Regions from separate parts of the Homo sapiens genome. Here region 2 is linked to region 1. A link is a contact called in ENCODE Hi-C or POLR2A ChIA-PET data. All regions are on one chromosome and are shown on one strand. The core of a region is the stretch at or near the end of the contact, and the rest is flanking DNA. Distances in the headings are between cores, read along the strand shown. Region 1 overlaps SKI (SKI proto-oncogene). Region 2 overlaps SKI (SKI proto-oncogene).

Evidence for each region. A loop is a pair of places that touch in the nucleus more often than their neighbours do. ChIA-PET counts read pairs that join two places held with the same protein, here RNA polymerase II (POLR2A). Pooled maps may share reads with other maps.
Region 2: a map of natural killer cell shows a loop between it and region 1 (6-fold over the local background). The contact joins two enhancer-like sites. A Hi-C loop is called at or near these places in 21 of 168 maps with a recorded cell type or tissue (B cell, CD14-positive monocyte, CD4-positive, alpha-beta T cell and 12 more), 30 of 37 single-sample maps with no recorded cell type and 22 of 50 pooled maps. POLR2A ChIA-PET finds 5 or more read pairs at or near these places in 21 of 52 experiments (B cell, CD4-positive, alpha-beta T cell, CD4-positive, alpha-beta memory T cell and 14 more).

The regions. Positions count from the first base shown.
Region 1 is chr1:2,252,202-2,258,914 of GRCh38, forward strand. All of the region lies in intron 1 of SKI (SKI proto-oncogene), which reads left to right. Among named protein-coding and RNA genes, the nearest start is that of SKI, 27 kb to the left of the region's middle. RefSeq lists enhancers at 3,349-4,548, 3,589-3,883, 4,551-5,148. Within about 2 kb of position 3,395, at least 21 of the 41 ENCODE cell types and tissues checked have a DNase peak (open chromatin) inside an H3K27ac peak, as active enhancers do; they include B cell, CD14-positive monocyte, CD4-positive, alpha-beta T cell and 2 more, where a contact is called at or near this core.
Region 2 is chr1:2,286,545-2,292,932 of GRCh38, forward strand. The region is part of intron 1 of SKI (SKI proto-oncogene); the gene reads left to right. Among named protein-coding and RNA genes, the nearest start is that of SKI, 61 kb to the left of the region's middle. RefSeq lists enhancers at 4,919-4,968, 6,340-6,388. Within about 2 kb of position 4,232, at least 32 of the 41 ENCODE cell types and tissues checked have a DNase peak (open chromatin) inside an H3K27ac peak, as active enhancers do; they include B cell, CD14-positive monocyte, CD4-positive, alpha-beta T cell and 2 more, where a contact is called at or near this core.

The DNA of each region.
Region 1 (6,713 bases), core at 2,145-4,644:
AAGTTTTCAAAAGTCTTGTAAAGAACGGGTCCATTCATTTTTAGCTGCTCCGTGAAAGGTGAGAAAGCTGAGTAGGGGGCTGTGTCCCAAGACCAGGGTTTGCTGTGGCCTGGCTCGATTGAGAATCCCCTGGGCCCCAGGAGGGTGCTGTGGCTGCTGAGGAGGCTGCCCCACGTTCTGATCCTGGTGCAGGGCTGCACTCAGCCTCCCCAGAAGCAGCTTGGTCCCGGGTCCCACCTGGCACTAACCTCTGCAGGGCCCCTTTATGTCATGGTGTTTTGGCCTGTGGAAGGCTTTCGTCCGTCTGAGCTGCTGACTGAGGGTCTTTATTTCCACACTCGAGAGAAACCTGGCGGCCCAGCAGTCAGTGCCCGCGGAGCAGGTACAGCTCAGGGAAGGGAGCAGCCCCTTGCTCACGGTCCTTTCTGGCACAGTCTGTGGCCCTCTGGAGTACCCGGCCAGCGTCCTCACAGCTGTCCCCAAACGCGTGGTATGGGTTCCTCCCTCAGGGCCAGCACCAGGCTGGTGCTCAGCTCTTCTGGAAGAGCCGTCCCATGGTCCCAGCGCATCCGTGGAAGAGTGAAATATTGAACGTTACAAGAAGGAAGTGAGGCCAGGCGCGGTATCTCGTGCCTGTAATCCCAGCACTTTTGGAGTTGGCGATGGGCAGATCACTTGAGGTCAGGAGTTTGAGACCAGCCTGGATCAAAATGGCAAAACTCCATCTCTACTGAAAATACAAAAATTAGCCGGGCGTGGTTGCAGGTGCCTGTAATCCCAGCTACTTGGGAGGCTGAGGCATGAGAAGAGCTTGAATCCGGGAGGCAGAGGTTGCAGTGAGCCCAGGTCATGCCACTGTACTGCAGCCTGGGTGATGGAGTGAGACCCTGTCTGAAAAAAAAAAAAAAAATAGAGTTGCTAAATTGGAGTAAATATTTCATAACGCGATTCAGTTCAGTTGCTTTAGCTGCTCTGTGAGTCCAGCACCCGCCTGCAGCGCAGCCTCCCCTGTGGAGTCTGGAGCACCCAGGCCTACATCACAGGCTCCAGAGCACCCGGGCCGGTATCACGGGCTCCAGAGCACCCAGGTTGGTATCATGGGCTCCAGAGCACCCAGGCCGGTATCACGGGCTCCAGCACAGCGGGCAAAAGGTGGGAGGCTCCCCAGACTTTAGGTGTCTGGAGTTATCCATAAAGGGGGCTTCCTGAGTTTTGGTGTATCCCTTGGTTTACAACCCAGGGAGAAGCCTGGCCACTTGTGAGTGCAGGTCGTCCTTGGACACACACTTGGAGGAATCGGAAGGAACAGGACACGCAGCCTTATGTTCCTGTCAGCCCTTCCTGCACATATGCCCTGTCTCAGGGGGCTGCTGGCCTCTGCCAGGGCCTCCTCACTTTTGTTCCTGAGGACATCTTCCCAGCGCGTGTGCACTTACTAAATGAGCCACATGCCCCCAGTTCTGACAGCTAGGAACGGTGCGAGCAGATGGAGGATGGAGCTGGTGCTGCTGCCCACAGGGGCCCTGGGAGTGAGGCTGCGGGTCCCTCGTGCCCTGGTGCGGCCCTGGCTTGAGGCCTTGGTTTGGGGGTGTTGTGCCCCCCCTACCAGGGCTGAGAGCCCACAGTGACAGCAGAGGGGAGGTGTGTGCGGGGGCCGGGCATCGATGCTGGACTTGCTGAGGGTTGCTTTCTGGTGGTGTGCACACATCTTGGGCCAGAGTGGTGTCCCCAGAGTGCCTGCTGCTGGAAGAGAAGGCTCTGGGTCCTTCTGGATGCCCATCCTGGCTGTGTGGACCACGGCGGCAAGGGCCACGTGCCTGGTCGTCAGGCCACGGATGCTTGTCCGGAGCTGCCTCATGTGGCTCTTGCACAGAAGGCACCATTCTAGACATTCCAGGTGGGCTCCAGTGACCATGAGGGGCTGGGGTTGGCACTGGCGCTGCTCCTCTGAGGTGTTGGACCCACGTGGGAGCTGCTTGTTCCCCTCCAGACACTGATTGTGAAGAATCTGGAAGGTCCACGCTAGAGGAGGCCACGACCTGCTGGTGCGCCTGCAAGAGTGCTGGCCCAACTGGTCTCCATGCGTGGTGCCCGTTGGAGGGGGTGGGAGGGCTCGGCTCTGCTCTCCCCCCGTGGGTCTTCGTGTCACAGGGTGCTTGGGGGACTCTGCTGCACTGAGATCTCCAGCGTGACATGTCCCCGTCCCAAACAGCCCTGAAATGGCAATGCCTCATCCTAGGATTACCGTCCCTTCCCGAAGGCTTGAGGTCCTACTTAGATGTCTACTGGACTGCTTTTTATTTTAATTTACTTGATACTCAGTCTGGGTGCGTTGAAGACGCGGCCTCTGGCTGTCAGCCTGTCCTTGTGTGCAGTGACCGGTCTACCTGTCTGGCCTTGTGCCTAGACTTGTGGCCGTCACCACTATCTCTGGGGAGGGGTGAAGTGGACTGGGAGGTAGGAGCCGAATTGGAGTCTTCTCTTTGTTCCTGAAGTTATCACAGTCTTGGCCAGACTGTGGTCACTGCGTGCGTGTGTGTGTGTGTGTGATGCGCAGGGCATTTGCTGGTGGAATAGCACGGGCCATTGGCATTTGCACCTGAGGCGTGCAGCCCCCCTGCTGCACACCTATGGGGTCCCTGCGGTCAGGTGAGCTCTGGGGGGTTTCTGAGGGTGGAGACAGCCACAACAACACTTCTTTCCTCCAAATGCCTGTGCTGTGCACTTGGGTGCAGGTGGCTTTTAGGGGACATGGCTGGGCACTGCCCCACAGTGTCACCTCTGTGTCCTGTGGTGCGTGCTGTGGACTGGCACCACACCCCACGTGCTTGTTAGGCCAGTTTCTCTCAGGTGTCGGTCACCCTACCATGCGGCCTTTCTTTTGTCTTTTATCTTTAGCTAAGGAGTCCATGGCATACCAAAAGCTGAATGATGACAGCCAGTGTCCCCATCCTGTCCTCCCCAACTTTCCACAGGCAGGGACGCTCCCCATTCTTGCTGCATAGTCTTCTGTTGACCCCATGTACCTGAGTGACCCCCACGTACCTGAGTGTGACAAGCACTATGGTGCTTGACCTCAGTCCAGCTGCTTAGACCTGTACCTGCCACAGCCCCACGTGCTGACACCTTGCGTCTTGAGTTTTGATAAATCTATCCTTTGGCTGATTAATATGACTGAGTGGTGTCTTCTGACCCCATTTCTTATCTGGAACACTGTGTCCTGACTTCATTTCCTGTCTGGAGCACACTGTCCTGACCTCATTTCCTGTCTGGAACACACTGTGTCCTGACCTCATTTCCTGCCTGGAGCTCTCTGTGTCCTGACCTCATTTCCTGTCTGTGCCGCTCTGTCCTGACCTCATTTTCTGTCTGTGCCACCCTTTGTCCTGACCTCATTTCCTGTCTGGAACATGCTGTGTCCTAACTGCATTTCCTGTCTGGAGCTCTCTCTGTCCTGACCTCATTTCCTGTCTGGATCTCTCTATGTCCTGACCTCATTTCCTGTCTGGAACATGCTGTATCCTGATATCATTTCCTGTCTGTGCCACTTTGTCCGGACCTCATTTTCTGTCTGGAGCACTCTGTATCCTGACCTCATTTCCTGTTTGTGCCACCCTTTGTCCTGACCTCATTTCCTGTCTGGAACATGCTGTGTCCGGATTGCATTTCCTCTCTGGAGCTCTCTCTGTCCTGACCTCATTTCCTGTCTGGAGCCAGTGACCTCATTTCCTGTCTGTGTCACTCTGTCCTGACCTCATTTCCTGTCTGTGCCACTCTTTGTCCTGACCTCATTTCCTGTATGCAACACACTGTGCCCGGACTGCATTTCCTGTCTGGAGCTCTCTCTGTCCTGATCTCATTTCCTGTCAGGAGCACTCTGTGTACTGACCTCATTTCCTGTCTGTGCCACTCTTGTGTCCTGACCTCTTTTCCAGTCTGTGCCACTCTGTGTCCTGACCTCATTTCTTATCTGTGCCACTCTGTGTCCTGACCTCATTTCCTGTCTGGAGCACTCTGTCCTGACCTCATTTCCTGTCTTGTGTCCTGACCTCATTTCCTGTCTGGAGCTCTCTGTGTCCTTACCTCATTTCCTGTCTGTGCTGCTTTCTGTCTTGGAGTTGCGTGCCTGACCTCATTTCCTCTCCACTGTGTGTTCCTGGAGTTAGGCATCATCTTGGTTTTTACTCCCTTGCTTGGTTTTCTCAGGATCTCTGGCTGCTCCGTCCTTGCTCCAGCGTTCTTCTCTGCCCCCTCCCTCTGTGGTCCAGAGGCCGATGGCCAGCTGGCCCTCACCTGCCCGCCCTGGGTATTTCTGTGCTCTTCCTGGTGAGGGATTCTAGGGGTTCCCCTCCTGGGTTCATCCTTACCTGAGTAGCCACAGCACACTGTGCAGTTGGGTGCCTGGGAGGCACGTGCTTTGGGTGTTGCATGGCTGACCTGGTAACTGGGCACCCGTGTATGGAGGGCTGGAACAGAACACTTGTCGGCGCTCCTCAGCGTCTTGCCTCTGGTGTCCCCATGGCGAAGTCCCCTGCCATCTGCTTTGGGCTCTGACATGTGACCTGACTGTGCCCTTCAGGAGCTTTCAGAACCTCCTCTTAGATCTGGCATTCAAAATGTCTTGTCAGACACCTCGAGGCGGCTTGTGTTTGGCCCTGTGTTGGGCGCCTATTGGGCCCTTGTCAGGTTTTTGTTGCCAGGAGGCTCGCGCCCCGATCTTCGGGATGGTGCCCGTGGCATCTTCTGCTCGGTGCTCCCTAGGGCTGGACGTTGGTCCTCCTGGCACTGGTGCTCCGGTTGCTGTGGTCTCCCTGCTGTTCCCTTGTGGCTCAGGATTACTCTCTGGAGGTCTCCGCCTTATCATGAGCACTTTCTTTGTTGGCTACTTTTAGTTTCATGATTTCATTTTCGTTTCTAAGATATCTATCTCTTTGTAAAAGCTCCCACCTTTTGTGACTTGTGGATGCTGTATCTTTCTCCTGTTGCTGCAGACATTAATGATGTTTTTCTTGACAGTTTGTCCTGCTGGTTTCCTCTGCATTCCTTTGGTTGGTTTCAGACCTCGGCTTTAAAGGGGCATTTCCCCACATTGCCAATTCTTGACCATCTGGTCACGTCAAGGCTGACGTGCCAATGGCTGCAAGGGGGAGGGCACCTGGGAGCCCGCGGATGGCTCTTATGCAGACGTGCGGGCCAGCCCCGATCCTGCTTCTGCAAGGCCTCCCCTCCCATGGTGGCGCTTTGGTGCCAGAGCGCGTCGGCGTGGCTCCCTAGCGTCTGCCTCTGCAGCTGCTTGGCCCCCAGCCGCCTCCTCCCAGCTGCCTCCTGCCCTATGTGTGCTTGAGCTCGAGACAATGCTTCCTTCATCCAAGAGCCGGGCTCTCGGCGATTTTTGAGAGGAGAATGGGGTTGAAGCGATGTTGCTCTTCCGTCTTAAAACTGGATTTCTTTCCTCATGCTTTTGAATTATTATATCTTCTTGACATGTTTCTCTGGATTTGCAAAAGATTTTTATATTTTATATATTTATTTATTTACTTATTTATTTATTTTTGAGGTGGAACTTTGCTCTTGTTGCCCAGGCTGGAGTGCAATGGTGTGATCTGGGCTCACTGCAGCCTCCGCCTCCTGAGTTCAAGCAATTCTCCTACCTTAGCCTGCTGAGTAGCTGGGATTACAGGCATGTGCCACCATGCCTGGCTAATTTTGTAGTTTTAGTAGAGATGGGGTTTCTCCATGTTGGTTAGGTTGGTCTCGAACTCCCGACCTCAGGTGATCTGCCCGCCTCAGCCTCCCAAAGTGCTGGGATTACAGGCTTGATCCACTGTGCCCAGCCTGCACAACATTTTAAGTAAATGTTGACATTTTAAGCATTGAGCAAGGAAGAGTGTGAAGAGGTACTTTATAAAGGGAAATATGGCAATACTGATTATTTGCGACTTTAACCAGAAGTAATCTTTGGACAGCCAGATGTTATTGTCTTGGAATGTGGTGTTTTATCTAGTGACAATGTGTGTGCATGCACACGTGGACACACAGGATTCCTGGTCCTTAAACCCGTATGTTCGGTGTCTGCAGCATAGAATGGTCTCGGCTGGTATGTGTGGGACCAGCTCAGATGCCCCTATTCTAGATGCCGAGGCCGAATCGCCCCCTAGGGAGGATGGGACAGTGGCTGTGCTGAGCGTGCTACGGCGTCATGGAAGAACAGCAGAGGCGTTTGAGAATTGTGTTTTTTAAAAAGAGTTGAAACTTGTCAGTCAGGAAATGGAGTAACAGGTTTATCAGGAGTGTCATTTTCCTTTTTTTTTTTTTTTTCTCCCATGAGTGGCTTGGTCGGGGAACTCATGTTTTTTTTTGTTTTTGTTTTTGAGTCAGAGTCTAGGTCTGTCACCCAGGCTGGAGTGCTGTGATGTGGTCTTGGCTCACTGCAACCTCTGCCTCCCAGGTTCAAGGGATTCTCCTGCCTCAGCCTCCTGAGTAGCTGGGATTATAGGCGCCTGCCACCATGCCCGGCTAATTTTTTAATTTTTAGTAGAGACGGGGTTTGTTGGTCAGGCTGATCTTGAACTCCTGACCTTGTGAGCTACCCACCTTGGCCTCCCAAAGTGCTGGGATTACAGGCGTGAGCCACCGTGCCTGGCGGGAGCTCATGTTTTATCTGAGGTGGCCCAGGGCCCCACCTGGGAGCAGGGTCAGCAGTGCCTGGCCCT
Region 2 (6,388 bases), core at 2,982-5,481, 35 kb after region 1:
TCAAAATTGCACAGTTCTTGATTTGAACCCCAAATATAATAATTAAAGTGCGTGTGCATTTTATTCTTACCACATCAGGGCAAACGCTGCCCAAAATGAACCTGGCTGTTGGAGTTCGCTTAACTCACCCATGTGGCCACGCAGCTCTCGCTCTGAGTGAGGACAGACTGCGTGTGGGGGCTGTGGGCGCCTGTCTCCCTCCCTCCCAAGGCTCCGGTCGTGGGCTAGTGGGAGAAAGTGACTGGGTGGGACCAACGCGACCTCCTCCACTGGACGCTCTTTACACGGGCTGGGAATGGCAGTGGGCTTGCATGTGGCGTGTGCCACCTCTGCTCATGCATGCTCTGTGGTCACGGAGAACTTTGCTTATAAAAGAACATCTTATCAAAGGTGAAACTGTTCAGAATGCCAATGATGGGGACAGAGCGTTAAGCCCAGGACATGGCTGCGTGCCCACAAAGCCAGCTCTGGATGGAAAAGTAACGAGTGGAGGGCGTTTTCTTCCCAGACCCGGTGGTCCAGCCGTGAGTGTCCAGCTGCAGGCCCCACAGCAGCCAGCTCTGGGCGAAAATCTAGAGGGCCCCTGCGCACCCTCCCGCCCGGGGTGCCCTGGCCCAGGGTGCACCTGTGCTCTGGACCCTGGGCCGTGCGGGGCTCCAGGGCGCCTGGAGACTGCCATTTTGTGTGGGAAGGTGGAGGCGACTTGGGAATGCGTTTCTTTAGATTTTAAAGATGAGAGAGTGTTGGCCTTGGACAGGAAAAATTCCAATTTGGTGAGAAATGGAAATATCCAATTTTTTTTTTTTTTTTGAGACTGAGTCTGGCTCTGTCGCCCAGGCTGGAGGGCAGTGGCGCGATCTCGGCTCACTGCAAGCTCCGCCTCCCGGGTTCACGCCATTCTCCTGCCTCAGCCTCCCGAGTAGCTGGGACTACAGGTGCCCGCCACCACGCCCAGCTAATTTTTTGTATTTTTAGTAGAGACGGGGTTTCACTGTGTTAGCCAGGATGGATAATGTCCAAATGTTTTATCCAAGTCCAAATAGCAGTGTTGGTGGTAGGTGTGCTCTGCCTGTGGGTGGGGGTGGTCTCTGTCTCAAGGTGGGCTACGAGGGTCTGCCGCAGGGGGGGTGTGGACGGGTCTTGCATGCGTCACCTTCCCTGTGTGGGGCGTGGGGGTGGTCTCCCCCTAGAAGGACAGGGCTTGTGGCAGCCGTGAGATGGATGGATTCCCAGGGATCTCCCCTCACCTTGGGGGATGAGCCCAGGCTCCTTTCTGGGGTCTCCAGTGTGTCCCCGATGGACCAGCTTCCTGCATGGCACCGCCCTCCGGCCCCACCCCGAGCCCTGAGCCCCGCCTTGAGCCCTGGGCGCTCCTGGCCCTGGCCTGGCACTCAAGGGCTGCTTTCAGGGCTGTTTCTCGTCTGTCTTTTTTCTTTTCTTTCTTTTTTTTTTTTCTTCCTTGAGACGGAGTTTCACTCTTGTTGCCCAGGCTGGACTGCAATGGCACGATCTCGGCTCACCCCAACCTCCACCTCCCGGGTTCAAGTGATTCTCCTGCCTCAGCCTCCCAAGTAGCTGGGATCACAGGCGTGTGCCACCACGCCTGGCTAATTTTTGTATTTAGTAGAGATGGGGTTTCTCCACATGGGCCAGGCTGGTCTCGAACTTCTGACCTCAGGTGATCCACCCGCCTCAGCCTCCCAAATAGCTGGGATTACAGGTGTGCACCACCATTCCCAGCTAATTTTTGTATTTTTAGTAGAGACAGGGTTTCTCCACATGGGCCAGGCTGGTCTCTAACTCCTAACCTCAGGTGATCTACCTGACTTGGTCTCCCAAAGTGCTGAGATTACAGGCATGAGCCACTGTGCCCAGCAGGGCTGTTTACTTAAAGGTACATGTTCCGATCCCTGAATTCGGTTTTATTTTGAGGTTAGGAGTGAGAACACGATTGGTTGTCGTCGTTTCCTGTGGGAGTGGCTCTTTTCAGAGGCAGACAGTTGTCTTTGCTCGTGCGTGCACATTTGTTTGCATGCGCGTGAGACCCCCAGGTGGTTTTGCTCTGGGAGTCGTGGGATGTGTTCTCTGCTCCCTTCCCTTGTCCTGAGTGGCCTTGGTTGGCCACAGAGTCAGCTGGCAGTGGCTGTCTGTGGGTCACCTCCACACATGGATGAAACTAGCCTGAGGTGGGCTGTTGTTGGCCTGCTGGCATTTTTGGGGTCATGGCAGTGCCCTCAGGCTGGTGATAGTGGGGGTGGGGACCTTGTCTCAGGTACCAAGTTCGTCTTCATCCTTTGATCCCCTCTTCCAAAAACTACCCCCTCCCCCCGCCACGTGTGTGAGGCCTGCAGTGGTGTGCACAGAAGCCACCCTTGGGCCTGCTGGGTGACAGGTCCCCTCCAGGTGACGGGAGCTGCCTCGCTCTTCCTGCAGGTCCCCGGTGCCGCCTGGTTTTCCCGAATCGCATGCACCTGTCACTGAGCTGTCAGTGTGGTCAGCTTGCTGCACCCACCCGGGAAGTGGAGCTGGGGGAAGGTCATGTTCTGCAGGAGACCTGGTGGCTCAGGCCCTCAGGACCCAGCTGCCCCTCCCCGAGGAGCAGTGGTTGGTGAGAAAGCACACAGAAGGCAGAGGCTAGAGATGCAGCTCCTCTGTTATGTTGAGCCTCTCTAGGCAGGGAGCTCAGAGACCCGGAGGTGGCCCTCCTGCCTCCTCTCTGTCAGGACTTGACACCTGTCTCAGTGGCCATGGCTGTTTGTCTTCATCCCTCTTCGGTGAGGGTGGCAGGCGGCCAGATGCCCATTACAGGCCACCTCTCCTGCCAGCCAGTCTTCGAGGGCTGGTCACCACGTGGCCACTTTGTGAGGCCCCTCCTCTAAGATCAAATGTGGCACTGCAGAGCTACACCAACCCCGAGCCCCGCGCAGGGCAGGGCAGGAGAACCAAGATCGTGGGGGTGGGGGGGTGCAGGGCAGGGCAGGAGAACCAAGATCGGGGTGGGGGTGCAGGGCAGGGCAGGAGAACCAAGATCGTGGGGGTGGGGGGGTGCAGGGCAGGGCAGGAGAACCAAGATCGTGGGGGTGGGGGTGCAGCACAGGTCGTGCTCCCGGGGCTGGCTGTAGCGGCTCTCCCCTCCCCCGAGCCCACCGTGTGCTTCTTGTCCAGCCTTTTGAGATGACCACAGCTCTCAGTTTGGCCCCACAGCAGCATCTGGGTTGACGTCCCTGATGAGGTTTGGAAACAGCAGAGAAGGGGTTGTCCTCTTCCACCAAGAGCCTGGCTGGCCTGGCCTCCCTCTGGGCAGCACCTGGCTGGGCTGACTGGGCAGAGGGAAGGGGTGGCCTGGCCAGGGTGAGCATGGGGTGCTTGCCACTCCACAGAGGGGGTGCAGGAGGCGCCTCCAGGCCACGTTGCTCCAGGACATGCCACCTCCACAGCCCCCTCCTTGGAGTCTTTCCTCAAGGTCTTAGGATGGCTGTTTGTGCCCTAGCACAGAGACCCTTGCCCTCTTGTGTGGCGCCGGGGGTCCCTGTTGGTCAGGGATGTTCCTAGAGTGGGGAGGGAGTCGGTAAGGCAAGGGTGATGTTGGTTGTAAGGGGTGGAGTCCTTGGTCTTAAGAGATCAGGCAGGGCAGCCCTGGGCTGCCCCCGGCAGAGCCTTTGCCCCAGGCAAGTCCCGGGGCTCCTGGGAAGAGGCTACTTCTCAGCCTCTTGAGAGGGCCTCCAGGGCACAGGCAGGGAGCAGCTGTGAGGGTGTGGCTGTGATGGGGACTCTTGACTGCAGTGTGGATGTGAGCTGATTGGGGGTAGGCCAGCCTTCTGTGCGGGACACTTGGGAACTGAGGGGACACAGCCGCCACCCTGCACTGCTCAGCCTGAGCACCTCTCTGGCTGTTTGGTGCTGCACGTGTTTCTGGGCATCTGAGATGAGGCCCCAGGGCCTTTGCTTCCAGACACCAGGGGAGAGAGACCAGCCCCAGAACAACAGTTGGCGGGTGGGCTGGGGTCGTCAGAGCTTCTGACCTCATCAGGGGCTCCCCCAGAGTTTTCTGTGCGCTGCCGTGTGTCTGGGCCAGCGCTGGGGGCAAGCGATGCCTTCTGTGGTTTGAGGTCTTGTAGGCAGGAGGAGGAGGAGGAAGAGGGCACCTGCTGAGATACTTCACTGGTCTGAGGGCCCCTTCTGCCCCAGCTAGCGCTTGGGTGAGGGTTGGGCTTGCGGAGCCGTCCTGTAAAGCCGGGGATGGCAGGACGCATTGTCACCCCCTCCTGCCGCTCTTACGAAACACTCTTAATTGAGTCCGATTCTTGGTGAATCAGCCTTCCAAGAACCGCGACCGCAGCATCCTGTGCCGCTTCTGTGTTCCGCATTTTTCTCTTTCTGCAGCGTTTCCTCTCATTCTGGATGGAAAGGCCTGTTTGTCTCCCTCAATCTTTGGCGAGGGTGGCAGGCAGCCAGGCGGCCATTACGGGCCGCGCCTCCCACCAGCCAGTCGCTGGCAGGAGCGTCCGGGGAGGGAGCAGACCCCGTTCACCCTCACCCCAGAACTGAAGCAGCGAGGGGACCCAGACGAGCTGCGAATGCAGGCGCTGGGGATGCTCATGCCAGCTTGCTGTTCTTGGGAGTCTGTTTATTCTTTTAAGCTATTTCAGCATTTACCTTCAGTAGCATCGGAGGAAAAGAACGATACATTCGCCCCAGTGTGTCCCCTGGGGGACCTCTGGCTAATTTTCGGATTCCGAAAGTGAGGTTTTGCAGGGCTGTGTGGCCACTCCTTTGTGGTCGGCCCCAGTGTCATCAGGCTGGTTTCAAATCTGGGGTCTGTGGTTCGAGGCTGAGTGCAGGGCTCAGGCTGGATGGGGAGGGTGAGAAGAGTGGGGCCAGACTTCCCGGGGTCAGCACACACATCTAGGGTCGTCATGGAGCCCATGGCAGCACTGCCTGGCCATTGGCCCCTGGTGGACGCCTCAGACCGAGGTCCCAGGAGAACCCCAGCAAGGTTGGGGCTGCAGAGGGAGCCCTCCCCGGGACAGCAGCTGGACCAGAACAGAAGCTGGGCCCTCCCCCACCCCCTCAGTCTCTGCAGCCCCCACCCTCCTTCCAGCACCTTCCCCCCTGGATGGATGGGTCTTTGTGTTTTGATGCCCCTTGGCTCTGGCATTGTGGGGGGGCCCCCTGGGGCATGAGGAAGAGGGCCAGTGCCAAGGCCCCGAGGGAGCGCTACTAATTGCTACTCAGTTTCCTTAGAAAGATTTGGCTTTTTGTCATCAACAGCGCTAAAGTAACAGCAAAGATGACCTACTTAAGCGAAAGAAAAATCCGAGTGAACCTTTAAAGCTGGTATTCTCACTTCATTTTGGGGCTTGGGGTTGTCTTGCAGATTCAATCTGTTTCCTCTGTGCCACAATAATCAGAAAATAGGTTAATTTAAGCCCAATATGAAAAGTGAATTATCATGTGTGAAATATTAATGGCACTTACAAAAATAGCTTTATAATTTCTTGAACCGTGAAATCTTCAGAGAAGGCCCATAGCTCACGTGAGCCGATTCTTGAGTGAGGGTATTTGGGGGTGCACCTGGAGGAGACAGCGATGGTCTCAGCAGGGTTTGTCTCTAGAGTGCCTCAGCGCGAGCTTCTGCCAGTCCCCGGAGAGGAGTCCCCACGCCTCCTTGCCCTGCTCAGGGCTGCACGGGAGTTGCCACGTAGGAGAGCACAGCCCACCTTGGGCTTTTGGGGTTCGGGCTTTTGGAGTTTGTCCAGGCTTTGGGGTGGGGCTTTGCCTGTAGAAGCTCTGAGCTGTGCTGCATGGTAGGGTGACCGCAGTGGGCTGCCCTGGGTGCCCCATGAAGGACTGAGCAGTGGGGTGACCCTTCATCTAGCAGACGTTCATCAGGGACCTGCTGTGGGCCAGGCTGGGGTCACACTCAGAACTGACTGCAGCCAGGTGGAGACCCCACCTCGAGAGCTCCTCCTTCCTAGCTGTGTAGCCCACACCCCCTGGGGAGCCGTAGCAGTGTGGGGGCAGCTCTGATGGAGGGGTGTGTACCTGGCCACAGCTGTCTCTGGGCTGTGGTCATCACCCACAGGTCCTTTTCAGATGCGGTGCCCACCTGGGTGTGTGGACATGACCCTTGCCTAAGGGAGGGAGAGAGGAAGGCCTGGTACCAGGCAGTGTCCTCTGCCTGTGCCCCTGCTGGGGAGGACGTGAGGGCCTGTGGCTTTTAGGAACCTTGAGGAGGTGGGGGTGGTCTTCTGACGCCGGCGGGGCTCCTGAAGGTGCAGGAAGGCACAGTTTGTGCAGAGTCCCCTTCGGAGGAAGCAACGCCTGTCCCTGGCGGGGCCGCTGAGCCAAAGGCCGTGTCTCAGTGGCACCCTCTCCCAGCCGAGGA